2 separate regions of the Mus musculus genome follow, and region 1 is linked to region 2. A link is a loop called in an ENCODE intact Hi-C map of the cell type or tissue named here. Cell type or tissue: left cerebral cortex. All regions are shown on one strand.

Region 1 (2,500 bases), 180 kb after region 2:
CACTGATTGTGGATGAGCCAGAGGAGAAATGTTGTCATCAAACCTCCCTCCTTTCAACCTTCACTTCCACCTCCAACAAGAGCTGTTGGCACTGGGGAAATAGATTTAGGTGTGACCCTTGAGTCCTGAGAGCAGTTGCGCAGCTGTCTCCCTCCCCCTAGTATGACCAGCTAGGGCGCTGCCATCGTCTGGGCTAGACAAGGAAGTATTCAGGGTTTCACTGTTCATCCCTTGCTGAGAGGGGGGAGAGGCCGAAAAAAAAAAATCCCACATTGTCAGAGTAATGCCAAACTCTGTGTGAGTGGGATGAGCAGAGCAGATGCTGCAGAGAGATGCCAAAGCGGCTCCCCTTCCTCTGTGCCTTGGGTTCCTATAAATTGCTCCGGCGCGCGTTTGTCAGCCTCCTCTTCTCCTGGCAGGTGGTACCCAGGCAGAATTCTGCGTTCAGCTCTCTCGTTCAGCTTTTCGGCGGCGAGGCTCTCGATGCTGCTGGCTAGCTCCTATCTCCTCTGTCCCTGAGCTTCTCTGAGCCGCGGATCCTGCGAATTGCCATTGCTCCGCGCATCTCAGGGGCCTCCCGACCCCAAGCAACCGCAGCCCTCTAGGGTTGGGGGGTGCGTTTCTGTTGGAGTTGCAGGAGAAAAAGAAAGAAAGAAAGAAAGAAAAAAAAAAGAGACAAGGACAGACGAACCAAGCCAACAAAAGAAAAGCAAGAAGCAGAAAAAAAAAAAAGGGCAACTTCAGACAGAAAGTTGGTGAGAACTGGCGCAGTCTGCAAAAAAGGAAAAGTCGATCACGGGCAGCAGCGGCATAAAAGTGTGAGCTGCTCCGGACGAGCGCAGCAGGCGGCAGCTGGCTTTGCCCTCCGGGTGGCCGCTCCGGCACCCGCCGCAGCCACAGGTGCGAAGGGGCTGGCAGGAGGCGAGAGGGCGCCCTGAGCACCCCTCCCCCCAACCCCCACCCCCAGCTCGGGACTTCAGTTCAAGTCACTTGGCGCCCCAGCTCCCTCCCTAGCCGCAGCCTCAGCGGGGGGGAGCAGGAGCCGGTCAAGAGCGACCGGCGCGCGCCCGCCCAGGGGAGTTGGGGTTCGAAGGGGGATTGTTTTCGGCTCTGAAGAGGTCCCCGCCCAACCTTCAAAATTTTGTCCAAAAGCAGACAAGAGGATCGGCCCGCGCTGAGCCGGCTCGTGGGCAGCAGGAGGCGCCTGATCGCCGCCGGGGCGCTGGGGGTGGTGATGGTGCTTCTGCTGGTCATCCTCATCCCGGTGCTGGTGAGCTCGGCCGGCACGTCGGCTCACTACGAGATGCTGGGCACCTGCCGCATGGTCTGCGACCCCTATGGGGGCACCAAGGCTCCCAGCACCGCCGCCACTCCGGACCGGGGCCTTATGCAGTCCCTGCCCACTTTCATCCAGGGTCCCAAAGGCGAGGCCGGTAGGCCGGGGAAGGCAGGCCCGCGTGGGCCCCCGGGAGAGCCCGGACCGCCGGGCCCCGTGGGGCCCCCGGGCGAGAAGGGAGAGCCGGGTCGCCAAGGCTTGCCCGGCCCGCCTGGGGCGCCCGGCCTGAACGCGGCCGGGGCTATCAGTGCAGCCACCTATAGCACGGTGCCCAAGATCGCCTTTTACGCTGGCCTCAAACGGCAGCACGAAGGCTACGAGGTGCTCAAGTTCGACGACGTGGTAACCAATCTCGGAAACCACTATGATCCCACCACGGGCAAGTTCACCTGCTCCATACCGGGTATCTACTTCTTCACCTACCACGTCCTGATGCGCGGAGGGGACGGCACCAGCATGTGGGCTGATCTCTGCAAAAACAACCAGGTGAGCGCGGGCAGGCAGTGGGGAGGGCGGAGAAGGTGCTGACAAGAGGGAGGAGACCCCGGAAATGGGGGTGGGAGCCCGCGGAGGAAGGGTGCGGCAACCCGGCTCCCCGGGCTAAAGCGAGGGGGACTCTGTGACATGCTGGAAAGGCGGGGGTCATACGCAGAGGAGAGCGCCTTGCAGCCCAGACAAGGTAGTTTTAGGGTGCCAGAACCGTGCTCGGCGCGTGCAATTGAGAGCATAACCCTCGAGGGGCGAGAAACTGGGATCTTGGCCCCGGGGCCAACTCGTGAACTTGCAGCAACTGTCTTACAGCAGGCCGGGAATCCCTGGTCTGTGGCATTATCTGCAGTTTAGAGTCGCTTCCAGCCTTTTTCTGAGAATGTAGAAGGTTTCAGAAGCCCGAAATGGGCGTGTCAGGGCTCCAGATTCAGAGGAGATAGACCAGCATTCCGGGGAGGATGGAAGGACCCCAAGAGCGAGTCTCAGACAAGGCTGCCCAGGGCTCAGACAGCACTCTGCCGCGCGCATGTAATGGCATGGCCTTTGAGAGGCTTTGGGCGGTGAAACTCAATAGTCACTTTACACTCCAGTTAGTTTCCAAAGGAAGAACTGCTGGGAACAGAAAAAGTTGCATTTACACTGTAACAGTATAGCAGCTGGCATGCAAACACAGGA
Region 2 (2,500 bases):
TTATTATAGAACCCAGGACCACCAGCCCATGGATGGCCCCACCCACAAGGGCTAGGCCTTTTCCCATGAATCACTAATTAAAAAATTTAGTGATTAGTACCAGATCTTATGAAGGGATTGTCCCAGCTAAAGCTCTCTCCTTTCCGAGGACTCTAGCTTCTGTTAAGTTGTCATAAAAACCATCAGGACAGGAAGATAGTCATCAAATGTGTTGTGAAGTGTAATGAGTGTTAGGAAAGTGAAGTGCCAGGCCTTCTGTGAGGAAGTACAGTGCAGGTTACCATCTGAAGAGGCAACAATGAAGGCGTTAAGCTTGATCAGAACATTGAGGAAACCGGGTTCAAGAACAGGAAAGACTGATGTGACCGTAGACAGCCCACTCAAACACCGTGTTATCTGATGGAAAATTATTTGGAAGGTGATTCGTTGGATTTTCTCTGTAGTAGTTATCAATGGCACTGTATTTTAAGGAACAGTTGTTTAAAATTTAAGCCAACAACTCTGACGATTTTGTGGAGTATAGCTTTGTGAACCCCAGGCTTCTCCATTGGCTGTTCTAATGATGTCAACTAGGAGACTTGGCCCTTGAATGTTCTTCCCTCACAGTTTGTAGCATCAAACTAAACAACAACAACAACAAAAGTTTCTTTAAGCTTTCTATATGCTAGCTTTAACTAAATAGGAATAATATATAAAATGAAATATTCCATGTTCTCTTGGAATAATTGGTTCACTACTTGAAGCCATTATTTTGAACAAAGCAAAGATTCATATCCTGTCAAGGTACTGGGGCATCTTTAATCACTCACTTGGAGGCTAGGGAACATTCCTGAAGAGGGGGTGGGAAGGATGTAAGAGCCAGAGATGGGAGGAGTACCATATATAGTACTGTCTTCTAGAAATGACATGTCCATTACAGTCATGAACATAGCAACTGTGACCACCCACCCACAACCTACACACAAGTGCACACCGAGGTGTGTGTGTATGTGGGGGGGGGGGGGAGTTGAGGATATGAAACTAAGCTAAGAGAAGACAGGGTCAATAGCAGGAGCTGGTGGTGTAGGGAGATAATACAGGGATAAAAATTCTTTTTTTTTTCTAATGCCAGTATTAAGATTGGTGATGGTCAGGAATGTCAGGGTGATTGGAAAGTCCTAGTTAGCCAACTGGTATTTGGGGGGAGGCAAGGCTCTAGAAACCAGTTGCAACCAGGAAAGTGGATTAGAAGTGCTAATACGTGGAACCAAGCCAGAGTTTGACTCATTCAAGCTTAGGGTTGTTTTTTTCCCTATACATAAACTGAGCTTCCAAGCCACCTTCACGCGGTGAAAATGGTTTTGTAATTGTTGATTGTTTTCTTCTTGAGTAGAGTATGATAGTACTTTCTTTTTTTGTTAATTGTTACTGTGACAGTATTTCGTATTTTTAACCTGAAGCAGTTGGCGTTCCAAAAATACTTGGAAACAAGATTCCTGATGTAATGGTGAAATCATCCTCGCCCACATCCAGAAGTGTGGTAGAACTCCATTTTCCCCGGGCTATTTATAGCAATGCTTTTTATGTTAGGAGTCATACATTATCAAAGTAAATCCGTAAGCCGTGTGGTAGACTCTTTCCCCCTGAGTCGTAGTCTTGCTTTGCATTCATATTTCTTATGCTGCACTGTTAGAAGGTTTAGACTGTATTAGTGTATGTCCCTGACCTCTGCCGGAATTTGGATCAACAGTAAAGAATATGACAATGGCTGTTTCTGTGAGTCCATTAGTAACTTTTATATTGTAACCAAAATACCTGTGAGAGTCACTTATAAGAAGAAGTTCTTACTTTGGCTCAAAGTTGCCGAGGGTTTATTTTCCTGTCCCCAACACACACACACACACACACACACACACACACACACACACACCTACACATACCTATCTTTTGGTCCCATCTGATTGGACAGAACATCATGGTGGGCAGGGCAGCGAGGGTAGAGCCTATAATAGGGGTGGGAGATTAGGGACAAGGTTACAAAAACCCCCAAAAGCACATCTCCCCACTCCAGTGACTGCTTCCTTATCTCAGCCCCACCTTCTAAAGTGTCCAAGCCTTTTTCAGCTGGAGGCCAGGTGTTCATCCCATAAGCCCATCTGCAGAATTTCATATCCAAACCATAATAATTAGGTACTCATTGCCTTTTGTCACTCAGGAAACAAAAGGATACTGTTGTCTCCACAAGTAAAAGCTATACTTCCATTCTCCCCACCCCCTACGGTTTACTCTGCTGTAGTGTATAGCTTTTGCTTTCATTATGGTTAGTAGGGTCTAATTGTGTACCCGTGTGTTTGTTCACATGTGGCATATAACAACACACCGTTGCTGCCTTTTTAAAAAATATTTTAATGCTAATAATCAGTGAAAATAGATTTAATTGACACTCATTAAAATGGCTTGTTAATACGTAGCCTAAAAACATTTATAATTTTTTGTTGGCGTGTGAAATTTTGGAATTCAT

What was found. A loop is a pair of places that touch in the nucleus more often than their neighbours do. Peaks named below come from ENCODE experiments on the same cell type or tissue, not always from the same donor. Only the 100,000 strongest peaks of a DNase experiment are listed, where the experiment ranks them.
Region 1: a loop joins it to region 2, with 5 times the contacts of the local background. A loop is called at or near these places in 4 of 42 quality-filtered maps.

What each region holds. Positions count from the first base shown.
Region 1 is chr2:13,009,582-13,012,081 of GRCm38, reverse strand. It overlaps C1ql3 (C1q-like 3), which reads left to right and starts at 1,218. Exons shown (of 2, transcript NM_153155.2): 1 at 1,218-1,822. The coding sequence starts at 1,235. In left cerebral cortex, CTCF peaks have their summits at 192 (motif pointing left) and 1,192 (motif pointing right); DNase peaks (open chromatin) are centred at 357, 1,228, 1,825 and 2,202; H3K4me3 peaks cover 2,127 bases; H3K27ac peaks cover 2,042 bases.
Region 2 is chr2:13,188,049-13,190,548 of GRCm38, reverse strand. All of the region lies in intron 7 of Rsu1 (Ras suppressor protein 1), which reads left to right. Among named protein-coding and RNA genes, the nearest start is that of Rsu1, 82 kb to the left of the region's middle. In left cerebral cortex, no CTCF peak of the experiment used is centred here; DNase peaks (open chromatin) are centred at 935 and 1,503.